3 separate regions of the Homo sapiens genome follow, and all the other regions are linked to region 3. A link is a contact called in ENCODE Hi-C or POLR2A ChIA-PET data. All regions are on one chromosome and are shown on one strand. The core of a region is the stretch at or near the end of the contact, and the rest is flanking DNA. Distances in the headings are between cores, read along the strand shown.

Evidence for each region. Hi-C counts contacts between places; a loop is a spot of excess contacts on that map. ChIA-PET counts read pairs that join two places held with the same protein, here RNA polymerase II (POLR2A). Pooled maps may share reads with other maps.
Region 1: a map of kidney shows a loop between it and region 3 (3-fold over the local background). The contact joins two enhancer-like sites. A Hi-C loop is called at or near these places in 10 of 168 maps with a recorded cell type or tissue (GM13976, HAP-1, HL-60/S4 and 7 more) and 3 of 50 pooled maps. POLR2A ChIA-PET finds 5 or more read pairs at or near these places in 7 of 52 experiments (A673, H1, IMR-90 and 3 more).
Region 2: a map of gastrocnemius medialis shows a loop between it and region 3 (11-fold over the local background). The contact joins two enhancer-like sites. A Hi-C loop is called at or near these places in 1 of 168 maps with a recorded cell type or tissue (gastrocnemius medialis) and 2 of 50 pooled maps. POLR2A ChIA-PET finds 5 or more read pairs at or near these places in 3 of 52 experiments (A549, CD4-positive, alpha-beta memory T cell and CD8-positive, alpha-beta memory T cell).

What each region holds. Positions count from the first base shown.
Region 1 is chr1:165,908,545-165,913,208 of GRCh38, forward strand. UCK2 (uridine-cytidine kinase 2) reads left to right here. Exons shown (of 7, transcript NM_012474.5): 7 at 1-3,074. Among named protein-coding and RNA genes, the nearest start is that of MIR3658, 3.0 kb to the left of the region's middle. RefSeq lists a silencer at 3,368-3,662. Within about 2 kb of position 2,672, at least 3 of the 41 ENCODE cell types and tissues checked have a DNase peak (open chromatin) inside an H3K27ac peak, as active enhancers do.
Region 2 is chr1:165,596,214-165,600,859 of GRCh38, forward strand. It overlaps the pseudogene TRK-CTT13-1. Among named protein-coding and RNA genes, the nearest start is that of LRRC52-AS1, 16 kb to the left of the region's middle. RefSeq lists a silencer at 1-177. Within about 2 kb of position 1,863, at least 30 of the 41 ENCODE cell types and tissues checked have a DNase peak (open chromatin) inside an H3K27ac peak, as active enhancers do.
Region 3 is chr1:165,736,662-165,741,375 of GRCh38, forward strand. All of the region lies in intron 6 of TMCO1 (transmembrane and coiled-coil domains 1), which reads right to left. Among named protein-coding and RNA genes, the nearest start is that of TMCO1, 30 kb to the right of the region's middle. Within about 2 kb of position 2,315, at least 3 of the 41 ENCODE cell types and tissues checked have a DNase peak (open chromatin) inside an H3K27ac peak, as active enhancers do.

The DNA of each region.
Region 1 (4,664 bases), core at 1,422-3,921, 170 kb after region 3:
ACCTTCTCGCCTCTGGCTGCTTGGATAGCTTGGTGACTCCTTCCTCACCCTCCTGCTTCTCTGTCTCTCCAAGAAGCCAGAGCTGCCTCTTTCCTTCCCTGGAAGAGATTTTATGGGATCGCTTCCTGATAGAAGATGGGAAGGAGAGGGCAGAACTTTGCCTGCTGTCATATCTGAAGAATCACTGGTTCTTTCTGCATCCCAGGGGCGTAACTGATCTGACTCCTTGGGCTTTTTCCTGTATTGTGGAATATAGAGTGGACCATTGCAGGCTGGGTGTGGGTGAGGGCTTCGGTAACTGATGCCGGCAGCAGCGCCTCATGGAGTGGCAGGGGAGCTCTGTCTGTGGAGGGGTAGTAGTTTCCGCTTCCTGGAGGTTTGCAGTGAGGTGAGGAGAGTAACTTTGGTCAGGGATTCTCACTAGCAGCGTCATGGCCAGGATGCTTTACTTATTTGCAATACCACCTAGTGGATATGGCAACTGCAGAGCATAAAAGGGGCTCGGAAAAGCAGTTTTTACAAAGTATTTAAAAGGAGAGTATTTAAATCATAGGTACCTAAGTTGGAGCCTGAGGTTGAAATATTTGGGGTGGAGATTTCTAGCTTTCCTGAGAGCTGCTGCTTGGTGGTAGTGTTTTCTCTGGAAGTACAGATTCCTGACATTCTGGGTGGAGGGGAGCCCAAGTGAGCCTGAAGGAGTTCTGATTATAGAGTCCCGAGCCTCAGTTTCTGACTGCAGAAGAGCCAGAGATGTTCATTTCATTGTTGACCACCCTAGTGCTTGGTGGACTGTGCCCTTAGCTATCCCACTGTGGCTGCCATTGCCAGAAACATTTTGGAGAACCTTTTCTTCCCATTGCTCTCAGAGCCTGTTCGAGCCATTCAGGTAAATTGGTCTCCATTATTACCTGGTCACACCAGATTTTCCCCCAGACTCAGCACCATCCAGTCTGATTCCCCGTTTCTGGGCTCAGTTTGACTCTAAATCTGTTTTGCTATTTTAAAAAGTCAAACCTGGTCCCCAGCAGAGCTTGCCACCCGGAGACTTTCAGGAGACCGTGCAGGCTCTGAAGGGAGCTCCCAGTCACAGCAGCCGCCTACTTGGAGCAAGGGAAGGCTCCCAAGATGCCTCCTTTGAAAGCCGGTGCTCACCAAGATCAGTTCAGGATCAATCATTATCCTTGTAGTCATGCCTTGATCAGTTCTGAGATGAAGCAGGGAATGCAGGCCTGGGTTAGTATCCTGAGGACACAGGGCCCCTGGCCTTGATGGCACTGGGCTGTGCTCAGGTGAAGCCCACCCGTGTCTGGGAGAGCCTTGGCTTTTCAGTGGGCAGCATGCTCAACTTTACTTGAAGCTCCCAGGTGCCAAACCATTTAGTGCCTTGGCTGTTTATCCCACTGCCTTGGAAGATGGACTCCTCTCATCTCTGAGCCTTTACCTAGCTGCTTCCTCATCTACCTGTGGTGTTGGGACCAAGCCTCCAATATCTCTGAATAGCCCACTCCTAGCTTGGAAACAGCTATAAGGGCTGCCCTGCCCCTTGTCAAATGATCACCAATTCTTGGTGGCTTGGCTGGGGACAATGAACAGTGTCTGCTGGGGTCTGTGACACACTGTTTCTGGAACAAGGAAGGGATGGAAGGCTCTACCCCTCCGTGGCAGCCCAGCATTTGGCCAACTCTGTATCTGAACTTGAGCTTTCTATGGAACAAACAATGGTCTTAGTTTTTTAAGAGCCTCTGGGTCTCTGATTCCATGGAGAGTCAGGAGTAGAATTAGTGGACCAGAAACCATGACATTTGCCATCTAGGTACTCTGCTGTTCAGGGTGGAGGCACAGATGAGCAGAGTGGGGTGATGTTGGTTGTATGTGCATAGAAGTCCCCTGGCTCCAGAGCCATCCAGTGGTGCTTGGTTCTCTCTTCCTGCCCAGGTATTGTGTGTGGACCAAGTGTTTAGGAAACAAGCATAGAAGCATTATGTCACAGGAAGGCCTGGCCTCTCACTCCTTCACACTAATGAGCCTTCTACTGACCCAAGTTTCTTTTTCTCGGGCAGCCTGGGACCACTATGAGCAGAGAGATGGGAGTCTGTGTAAGAAGGATGCAAGTATCCTTTGATTTGGAGTGGACAGAGCAGGTCCTTGCAAAGGCAGTGGGTTAAACAACGGGATGTCTGTGGGACAGGCCAGGGAAGGAGGGCAGAGACAGGGTCTCCAGTTCACCTTGCCGCAGAACTAGCCTAATCATCCCTGCTTCTGGTCTTGGCCACTTGGCAATCATGGGGAAGTTGACTCCCCGCCTCACTTGGGCTTGGAGCTGGATACTTGTGGCCACGCCCAGGATAGGTTGCCAGAGTTTCATTAGGCCGCTGGGTCGGGCTGGAGGCTTGTGTACACCTCGGAGCAGTCGGGCAGCAGGAGGGCCGGAAGCCTGGTTGGTTTGTATATGACCTCTCTTGCCCTTGTGCACTTTCCTTGATTTAGCAACCTTGACCTGCACTGGCCCTCACAGCTGTTGGAGGGAAGTAGCCTCTTGCAGGGAAATATTTTCCCCTGCCCTGGAATCTCCTATGTGCCTGTTAAAGATTCCAGGGCCAAGAACTCGGCAGGCTGAGGAGCAGCTAGGTAGGTGGGTTATGCGGTTCAGGACTGCTTCTGGAAGGGACTGCCTGTACTTCTGTACCACCGTTGCCCTTTACACTTTGCTCAGGGCGGGGTGGGGGAAGCATTCAAACAAAACAAGGAAGGGAACTGTCTGGCAAAGCATAAGTGGATGCATCCAGAGCTCAGTCCCCTTTAATCTTTTGTCTCTGGGCGTTCTGCTGCCTTCCTCATACCGGGGACTGGCATTCCAGGTCAGCTTGGCTGTGGTCTTAGAGGCAGGGAGTGCCTACCCAGTCCTGCCTCAGGAGCAGGGTGAGTAGCTAAATACAGACTTAGGCTTTTTTTTCCCCCCTTTTAAGATGCTTGCTCCTCTCCCTTTTCTTTTTACCACCCTACCTTTATTGTTAGTGGTTACAAAGTGACCACATATTATGTACTTTGCTGTAAATAAAGACAGACAAAAAGGCTCTCGCCTTCTGTGTGATGCTTGGCCCAGAGCAGCGACCGAATCCTGGCTGTGTGGCCCAAGTGGCTCAGGAAGGGCCATGCTGTGCATGTGTGGTGTAGATGTCACTGGGCCTGCTGTCACGAAGCCTCATGATCCTGGGGTGTATGTGGGGCAGACCCCAGGCCTCACCTGGGCTCAGATACTGGTTCAGGTTAGTGGACTTGCAGTTCTTGTCAAGTGGGAAGCCCGGGCCAGGGTTTCTGGGAGCCTTTGGTTCTTAGGACAACCTGGCGCTATGTTCCCCTGATTCCATCCAGTTTACCTGGCCTCTGCCCCATTGCCTTCCTTAGGCTGGTGACCCAGCCCCTTCCTTGCTCAAACAAACCCTTTTAAAGTAAACTTTTTTGAGGGAGATGGGTGGAAGATGAGGAAAGTTTACATTATAACAACACAAACAGTTCCATGTTGTCCACACGCAGTGAATGGATGTATGTGTGTGTCTATCCCTGTTTTTCAAAGACCTAGGCTACCCACCAAAGATAGATGATTGGCTTTTGTCAGGGTGTGGTGGCTCATGCCTATAATCCCAGCACTTTGAGAGGCCAGGGCAGGAGGACTGCTTGAGGCCAGGAGTTTGAGACCAGCCTGGGCAAGAGGGTGAAACCCCATCTCTACTAAACAAAAATTAGCTAGGTGTGGTGGCACATGCCTGTAATCCTAGCTACTCGGGAAGCTGAAGCACGAGAATCACTTGAACGCAGGAGGCAGAAATTGCAGTGAGCTGAGATCACACCGCTGCACACCACTGCAACAGAGCAAGACTGTCTCAAAAAAAAAAAGGAAAAAAATACGGCTTCTCTGTTGTTTGTGGTGCCCTATCCCCTATCAGCTTGCCACCTTTCTTAGCTTCTCATTCAACTCTTCTACCACTGCCTACCAGGCACCCAATGACTGTCATTGATGAGCAGAGCCATTTTCTTTCTAGCCACTCACTCCACTCTGACAGGTGCAACCCCATCTGTGAATTTAGCAGGTTTTTAACAGGATCTGCCCTCAAAAGGTGGCTATTTTAAACAACACGCAGGTGCCCCTGCAAGAGCTAATGTAAGCATTGTCAACTTCTGGCAGGTGAAGACATTGTGTGTCACAGTGAGTGGCTTGCCTGGTGTCACACAGGCAGTGGTCGTGCAAGCCGGTGCTTAGCTGTGGTTCAGTTTCCCTCTGCACTGCTCGCAGTCTCACCTGTCCCAAGCCGACCACCTCTGGACTTTGATGCTTTGCTTGGGATGCCAGTTGGTTCTCACAGTGTGTTTCTGCACCTTTGTTGTAGTTAGAGGGGACCGTGGTACAGGCCAGTAATGCCCCAGAGTTGATTTTTTATTTTTGTCTCCCCACCCTTGTGTCACAACATCCTCTGAGCCATCCTCCAGCTCCACAGCTAGGAGGAGACGCCTGTTTGACTAGTGCTGCTTTAATCAAACCCTAATTGGGGCAGATTAAAAGAAACTTGTTAGGACCTGCTGAAAGGTTTTAAATAAGGGGTGGAGAAGGAGACTTGGGATGTGGGAAAGTGCTTTGAGAGGATGGAACCAGAGATGGATTTCTGTTA
Region 2 (4,646 bases), core at 613-3,112, 140 kb before region 3:
AGATGTATAATTTTTTTCAGTGACATACCTATAGCCTCTTTTAATCTGAATACCACAGGATATAATCAGTGATAACTAAGAAGAATTTTTTTTTTTTTTTTTTTTTTTTGAGACAGGGCCTCACTCTGTAGCCCAGGCTGGAGTGCAGTGGCAGGCACAATCTCGGGTCACTGCAACCTCCACCTTCTGGATTCAAGTGATTCATGTCTCAGCCTCCCTGGTAGCTGGGATAACAGGCGTGTGCCACCACGCCCAGCTAATTTTTGTATTTTTTGGTAGAGATGGGGTTTCACCTGAAGTAAGAACTTCAGTAATAAATTTGGCAATGCCTAAAATAATAGTAATACACTTCATGTTTGTTTATTGTTTATATTTCAAAGTAGCTTTAAATGAAATGACTCTATTAAGCCATTTCTCCAAATCCTTTGTGTGAAAATGAGACAAAGATGGAAGAAAGAGAGAGAAAGAAAGAAGGAAAGATGGACTAATTTTAATTATCGAAATTTAGACACCCAAATGAGCATTGTCTTTCAAAGGACTCCCTATAGCTACATATCTAATTCCAAGTGACGCTGCCACACTGATCAGAACGTTCATGGAATTCCTCTTTGGAATCACTTTCCAAGTTACATAAGAAAACCAGTACATTCTTTAACAGTCATATTTTTTTCTTTTTCTTTTTAAATTCCAAAACGGGGTGTCTAGCTAGATCAGTTGGTAGAGCATAAGACTCTTAATCTCAGGGTCATGGGTTTGAGCCCTACGTTGGGCGCTGTGTTTCCCAGCATTTTGGGAGGCCGAGATGGGCAGATCACTTGAACTCAGGAATTCGAGACCAGCCTGGCCAACATGGCAAAACCCCGTCTCCACAAAAAAATACTAATATGAGCCAGGTGTGGTGGCGCATGCCTGTAGTCCCAGCTACTTGGGAGGCTGAGGTGGGAGGATCACTTGAGCCTAGGAGGTGGAGGCTGCAGTGAGCTGAGAGCGCCACTGCACTCCGGCCTGGGTGACAGAGTGAGACCTTGTCTCAAAAAAAGAAAGAAAGAAAGAAAAGAAAAGAAAATGGCACCAACCAGCTTATTGATCTACTTAGTTCCAGATGCTTTTTGACTATTTGCTAAAATGTGTACATACATGCATACATAAAAATAAAATAAAAACGACTCGGGAAAGGAAAATATTTTTACACTGAGGATACCCAAGAATGCCGGGTACATTCTCCCACTTTCCCTTTTTGTCTGCTTATTACCCACTTCCTCCAGCAGTACCCTCCACCTTCTGACAGAAAACCAGGTCTCTTCTCTGTAAACCAAGGTGGTTCGAAATGAGATGGTGGGAATGTCCCTTACAACGGCCAGCCCCAATCCCACCGGGAGTAACTTCGACATATTCCTTTACTCTTTCTGCTTCTTTTAACATATCTGAAAATGGAAAGTAGGTAAACTGCACCTACTTCCTCAGAAGGTGGAAGGGATTCGTGGTGTAATCTCTCTACGTGGGCGGAAACACACTGTAAGCACCCAAATAACAAAATGTAAATGTCTAGCAAGTATATAAAAAAACATCAGGAAAGGTTTTTTGTTTGTTTTTGTTTTGTTTTGTTTTTGTTTTTGTTTTTCATATAAAAGGCCAAAAGTAGGGAAGTGACAGAAAGGCTGATTGCCGACCTTTTCAGAGCTTACTTATTTTAAACAATTACACTGACTCATAAAATAAAAGTATTTCTTGTGCCCCGGTCAAAAGCAAGTGGATTTTTACTTTAAGGGTGAATAATAAGAATGCTTTGGGGATGACGAATAAAAGGGCTTCCCCCGGCTAGCCGAGGCGGAGCCATCGGGGATATACCATCTCTCCTCGTCGATCTGGAAGGCTTTCTGAAGGAACTGGGGTTTGTGTCCCTGGCACGCCCGGGACCTGCGTGGGGCTCAGCGCGCTGCCAGGCGACCTCAGCAGCCCAGAGCTTCAACGGTTGCTGTGGCAACAGGCCGCCCAGAGCAGCAGTCAAAGTCCCTGCGTGAGCGACTGCACTTCCCAAGCGCGGAGAGTCTGCCCAATGAGTTCCGCCCTCTCTAGCGCGCTTTCTGTGATCCACCAATCAGGCTCTGCCACGCCCGAGCTGAGTGGTCAGCTTGCCTGGGAGGGCGGGGTTAGGGTGCAGAAACAGGACGGAGAAGGGGGCTGTATTTCCCCTGGCGTGTGAAATGGATGTTAGTGACTAAAGCTCAATTTTCCAGTTAAGGGAGGAGCCGAGACTTTTAAGTCGAGTGTTCCTGTGGGGCCAAAAGGATGGTTTCAGAGAAATCCCAGGAAGTGAGAGTGCTGGGATATGCGAGGGGCCCACGGAGCCCTCCCCTGCGTGTCTGAGATCACACCCTGCGGGTACCCTGCCGTCGTGTGCTGAAGGAGGTGACTGGATCTCGACTCCAGAGTTTGCTCCTGAGATCGAAAAACAAAACAACCCAATAATAGTAATGACAGCCCTGGGTGGGGACAGTTGCAGCAGGTCTCATGAGAAACTCACTAATTTTGTAGGTTCAGGGAAGGCGTGGGCATGTTGGTGAAGTAAGGTTCTGAGTGGAAGAAGAAAATGCTGCTTCTGGGGAAGAGAATACCGTCAGAAGGAAGGAAAGAAAGGAGGGAGTGGGAGGGGAGGGGAAATCAAGGGAGAGGAGAAGAGGGGAGGAGGGAAGGTGAGGTGAGGTGATTGGTATTCTGCCAATCCCATTCTGCACACTAGTGAGACCTAGCAAGGACTAGAGTTTCAGGGGGAAAATACGAGAATAATGAAAGATAACAGAGAGGAAAGAAAAAAGAAATAATTGAAAAGTTTGAAAGAAGAAAGACAACAGCTGAACCAATGGAGGTGAAAATAGAAGGAAATGAAAATTCTGCAAGCTTTTGTTTCATGGATAAAAGGACTGTATTTTCTGGTCCATTATCAGGATACAAGATGGAAAAAAAAGCTATTGAACTTGTGGAGAAAGTGGCTGGTTTAAATTAGTCCTGTCCCTGAAAATCCAAGCTGCGTGTTTGTCAGTCTTATGGCTGATTTAACTCATAGGCCCAGGAGAGAAAGGATAGAAGGAAGCCTGAATGACCAGCAAAGAATCTGCATCCAATCAACACTCAGAGCATGTATGCTACATTCTTCAGAAACCTTCAGGAGTCATAGACTGTGGTCAGTTCTTCGTCAGAATTATTTTAGATTTACTTCAGTTGTTTTTTCATCAAATGCACATAAAACATGGAATTGTTCTTAGCTGTGCAGACCTTGTCTATTTTCTGAAAGGAAAAACAATGTTAATTTTTAAAGCCCTACATACATTACATCTTTGTACTTTTCAAATCATTGTGTCACCCCCTTCCCTTCTCTTTTGAAGGTGCCTGGCTGAATCTCTCCTATTCTCACAATGGCTTTGCCTCCATTCTGCTGAAGTCGCTTCCCATTGCTCACATTATTATACTGTTTTTACTTCACTTCCAAGCTTGTTTCTGACTACACAAAGGGTGCTGTAATTCTGAGTTCCCTATATATAGAGTTGCTTTTCCAGGAACATTATTAATAAAAGGAAAGGTCTTCCTTTTCCATTATGGAGATATACCCATGTTACGTTGTGCTTTGATGATCTGGGCTCTGACTTATAAAACCAGTGTTACTATAATTTTCACATCTTTGAGCAGCTCTGCCCAGTCAGTTCCCCATAGGTCCCTCGGGAGTTTTTCTTGTTTTATTTTTGAATCTTAGCTGGAATCTATCTTCATTAGGAGTCTAGCGTCTTGTTCTCCGTAGAGCTCTGAAATGGTATAACAGAGAAAGGGGTACTAGAAACAGCAGGCTGACTCTCTTTAATTTTCTTTTTCTTTTTTTTTTTTTTTTTTTGAGACGGAGTCTCGCTGGTCGCCCAGGCTGGAATGCAGTGGCGCAATCTCGGCTCACTGCAAGCTCCGCCTCCCAGGTTCACGCCATTCTCCTGCCTCGCCCTCCCGAGTAGCTGGGACTACAGGCGCCCGCCACCACGCCCGGCTAACTTTTTGTATTTTTAGTAGAGACGGGGTTTCACCGTGTTAGCCAGGATGGTCTCGATCTCCAGACCTCATGATCCGCCCGCCTCGGCCTCTCAAAGTGCTGGGATTACAGGCGTGAGCCACCGCGACCGGCCGACTCTCTTTAATTTTCTAACAACTCAAATAGAAAGTTTTTTGGCTTCTGCTGTTTCCTGACTCTTCCTTTCCTCTTTTCATATAGCTGGTCTACCTTACTGATGTTTCAAGTCACTCTAGCTGCTAGAATTTAGGTGAATTATATTTCAGGCTTTCAAGCCATTTAAGGGGACAAGGAAGATTGTTAACGTCTGGACCTCAGATCCACTGGCCTTAAGAGCTCAGTATCACTCCCCACGATGTTGGCAGATTGGTGTATGTTGTTCTCTGATGTTACCTTGTAGCCATCTAAATGGCTCTCTGCATGCTAAACCTTGGGGAGGAAAGGCTCAAATAGGGTTCACCTTCCCTAACTCCTACTCTTCCATCATTTTTTAAACTATCACAATATCCTGGACATTCTTATTCATTGCTGAATCAGTATAGTTTGAGTGTTTGGAAAAGAGGCGGTGAGAGGAGAACAAAGATGAGTGGAAAAAGCT
Region 3 (4,714 bases), core at 1,065-3,564:
GTGAACCGAGATCATGCCACTGCACTACAGCTTGGGCAATAAGAGCAAGACTCCATCTCAAAAAAAAAAAAAACAAAAAACAAAAAAAAGAGAACAGGGAATGGAGTCCAAATTCCAAATGTTGGAATTAGCACACAAGGTTTTTTTGTTTTGTTTTTGAGACAGAGTCTTGCTCTGCCGCCCAGGCATGAATGCAAAGGCGCGATCACAGCTTACCACAAACCCGATCTCCAGGGCTAAAGCAATCCTCCCACTTAAGTCCCCATAACCCAGCAGCTGGGATTACAGGTACATGCCACTGTGCCCAGCTAATTTTTGTATTTTTTGTAGAGATGAGATTTTGCTCTGTTATCCAGGCTGGTCTTGAACTCTTGGGCTCTTGGTCTTGAACTCCTGCCTCAGCTTCCTAAATGCTGAACAGGCATGAGCCACCACACCAGCCCAGCAGACAAGGTTTTTAAAGCAGCTAAATAATTATGGACATAAAATATGGCTCATAATATATTAACAAACAAGAAATCTCAGGAAGGATGCCAAATAAAGCAAAAATTCTGAAACTGAAAAATATTACCTAAAATTCAAAAATCATTGGGTAGGCTTAGGGTTAACACAGATTAGAGGAGTCTGTGAACTTGAAGACAGATCAACAGAAATTATCCCATCTGAAGAACAGAAAAAAAAAAAGATTTAAAAAAATTCAACATAGCTTCAGTGTCCTGTTGGACAATACCCAAAATGACTAATATATAAGCAACTGGTGTTCCAGAAGAAGAAGAGAGAGAGAATGAGGCAGAAAACAGTTAAAGAAATAATGATTGAAATTTCCCTACATTTAATGAAAACCATAAGTCCTAGCAGGAAAAACTTTAAATAAAAATACTCTAGGCACATCACAGTCAAATTTCTGAGAACCAATCTCAAAGAGAAAATCTGAAAGTAGCTAGAGAAAAGTGACATTACTTACGAGGACACAAAGACATGAAGAACTTTTCAGAAACAATGGAGGCCAGAAAACAGTGGAAAGGCATTTAAAATGCTTAAAGGTTAAAACGAACAAAAAAGCCAAACCAGAATTCTATGTCCAATGAAAATATCCTTCAAGAATGAAGATAAAATAAAGATATTTTCAGATAAATGAAGATTAAGAGAATTTGTCACCAGCAGACTTGCACTATAAGAAGCACAAGAAAGAAAAATGAAATTCCTTAATGCTATACCATGAGGTGAAGATTCAGGCAATCCTTCTCAGTGACAAGCTTCACTTCCTGTTACAGCCCACCAACAGCTCTAGATTCAGTAGTCCCTATATCCATTACAAACGTTCATGCCTCCATGTTTCCTATGCCAAGAACACTTAAGATTGGAAAGCTGCCAGGCGTTCAGCACTTTGGGAGGCCACAGCAGGCAGATCACTTAAGGCCAGGAGTTTGAGACAAGCCTGGCCGACATGGTGAAACCCTGTCTCTACTAAAAATACAAAAATTAGCTGGGTGTGGTGGCATGCACCTGTAATCCCAGCTACTCAGGAAACTGAGATGGGAGAATTGCTTGAACCTGGGAGGTGAAGGTTGCAGTGAGCTGTGATTGCGTCACTGCACTCTAGCCGGAGCAACAGAACGAGACTCTGTCTCCAAAACAAACAAACAACAACAAAACAACCGAAAAACCAGGCCTATTTCTTTGCCAATGGCATTCATGGGAAAATCACGGTACAGTCTACAATTTGAGTTTCTGAAATCCTCATATTCTGACTATTCATTTCGCAGGCAACCATAGAGTCAATTCTTATGTAACCTAAGATCTTAAAAAGCAAATAAAACAACAACATGTAACCTAAGATCTTAAAAAGCAAATAAAACATGTGGAAATAGCAGGCTAATAAGGATTTTAGTTCAAAGGAAGAAGCATATATTCCATGATAACACTTCAAATGCTGTTAAGGCATTTCAGACTGGATATATTAATATGTTCATAATTCTCTTGTGCATAAGCTAACAGTGAGTAATAGGTAGAGAAACAATTTATAATTAATAAAACAAAAAGTATAAAGGTAGGTGACTTCTGTGATTTTTCCAAGCTTTAAGTATTTCAGACTATTTTTGTTTTTAGAATTTAAGTAATAAAATTATCTGCAAGATGACTATCACTGAGGATGCTGCAATAAGTAGTTAGAATTCAGCTGGGATCTTGGGGAAGACAACTATATACCAAAAGAACAGATCCTTCAAATACAACAGTTTTACATTAGCTATGCAATACTATAGTCCTTATAGACTTTTTTTCTCATGCGTGTCATGCAGAGAGAAGGCACTCTCTATGAACCAGGCAGGAAACAGGCCCTCACTAGACACTGAATTTGCATACACCTGGACAAGTGGAAATAAAAAGTGTTAGTATATATCCTCCTTAACTGAAAACAAACATATGAAAATTTTTTGTGTTTTTTGCTGCCCACCTCCCCCTCTTTTTTGTATTCAGCAAGCATGTTTCAGTAGGCTGTACCAGTCTAGGATCTGCAGATTTTCTTATTTTAACTTAATAGCATATACCGTACACTTCAGTTCTCCACAAAGCCTAAAATATTTGCTATCTAGACCTTTACAGAAACAGTTTGCCGATCCGCACTGAAAATGAGCTTTGCATTCCTGATAAAATAACTGACACACAACTCATCACATTTTTAGAAATAATTAAAAGGAGTGTAAAGACCAGCTTGAGTTGAACTTCCTAAATAATTTTTTTTTGAGACAGGGTCTGGCTCTGTTGCCCAGGCTGGAGTGCAGTGATGCAATCTCGGCTCACTGCAACCTCCACCTCCCGGGCTCAAGCAATCTTCCCACCTCAGACTCCCAAGTAGCTGGGAGTAGAGGCATGCACCACTATACCCAGTTAAATTTTTGCATTTTTTGTAGAGATGGGGTCTCACCATGTTTCCCAGGCTGGTCTTGAACTCCTGGGCTCAAGCTACCTGCTCGCCTTGGCCTCCCAAAGTGCTGGGATTACAGGTGTGAGCCACTGTGCCTGGCTCTAAATGATAATTCTTAACAACATTTATTTCATTTTGAAAACTCTACAGTTTTAGATGGTGACTTTTTGGTGCATCTAAGATTACTATTGATCCATCACAAGTAAAGTAACAAAATCTGCCTGAAATTAAAACAGAATGGGGCCGGGCACAGTGGCTCACGCCTGTAATCCCAGAAATTTGGGAGGCCCAGGTGGGTGGATCACCTGAGGTCAGGAATTCGAGACCAGCCTGGCCAACATGGCGAAACCCTGTCTCTACTAAAAATATAAAGGGTTAGCCAGGCATGGTGGTGGGTGCCTATAATCCCAGCTTCTTGGGAGGCTGAGGCAGGAGAATCACTTGAACCAGGGAGGCGGAGGTTGCAGTGAGCCGAGATCGAGCTATTGCACTCCAGCCTGGGTGATGGAGTGAGATTCTGTCTCAAAATAATAACAACAACAACAACAACAAACTCAGAATTGCTCTTTGTTGCTTAAAGTGAAATATATACATCGTGTGTTTTTATGTTTTACTTATTTATTTATTTTTTTGAGACAGAGTCTTGCTCTGTTGCCCAGGCTGGAGTGCAGTGGCGTGATCTTGGCTCCCTGCAATCTCCGCCTCCAGGTTCACACCATTCTCCTGCCTCAGTCGCCCGAGTAGCTGGGACTACGGGTGACCACCACCACGCCCAGCTAATTTTCTTTGTATTTTTTTTAGTAGAGATGGAGTTTCACTGTGTTAGCCAGGATGGTCTCGATCTCCTGACCTCATGATCCGCCCGCCTCGACCTCCCAAAGTGCTGGGATTACAGGCGTGAGCCACCGCGCCTGGCCCATCATATTGTGTTTTATTAAGATGTCAACCCAAGCCACAATTTTAAAATTTCAGACTTAACAAATTAAAGACCAATATTCCACAGAGATCAAAGGATCTGTGCTAAACCAAAAGAGATCTGTGTTGTCATTACCTTAGCTTTCACAATAAACTCCTGCTATGGTTTGAATGTGTCCCCGAAAAGTTCATGTGGTGGAAATGTAATCCCTCTGCCCTCATGAATAGATTAATGTCATTATCACTGGAGTGGGTTCCTTATCACGAGTGGCTTTGCTATAAAAGTGAGTTCTCTCTGGTTCTCGCTCTTGCCTTCTCACCATGTGATGTCCTCCACCATCTTATGATGTAGCAGGAAGGCCCTCAGTAGATGCCAGCACCATGCTCTTGGCCTTCCTGCAGAACTGTGAGCTAAATTGTCTTTATAAATTAGCCAGGCTGTGGTATACTGTTACAGCAACAGAAAATGGGCTAGGGCAGCTCTATTACAGAGACCATTTCAAAAATTTAAGTATATACCTCAGCTAAGCAAGAGTACAACTTATTGGTGGACATAATCATTTAGCTATTCAACAAACACCTCAAACTCAGCGTGTCTTCTAACCAACATACTCTTCTTTCTTCTATTCCCAGTCTCTTAGTGAAACTAGTCCCCATTTGGTCACCAAAATAAAAAACCTGAAAGTCCTCTTAGTTTTTCCTTTCTCCTTCACATTAAATCAATAACTAAGTTCAGCTGGTTTCCCCTTCTATTTATTTCTCAATCTTTTCCCATTCTTTTCATCCCTCTTTTCACTGTTATAGTTTATAACATAATGATTTTTTGCTACACTATTATAATAGTCTTTTGATATTTCTGTATTTTAGTCATGC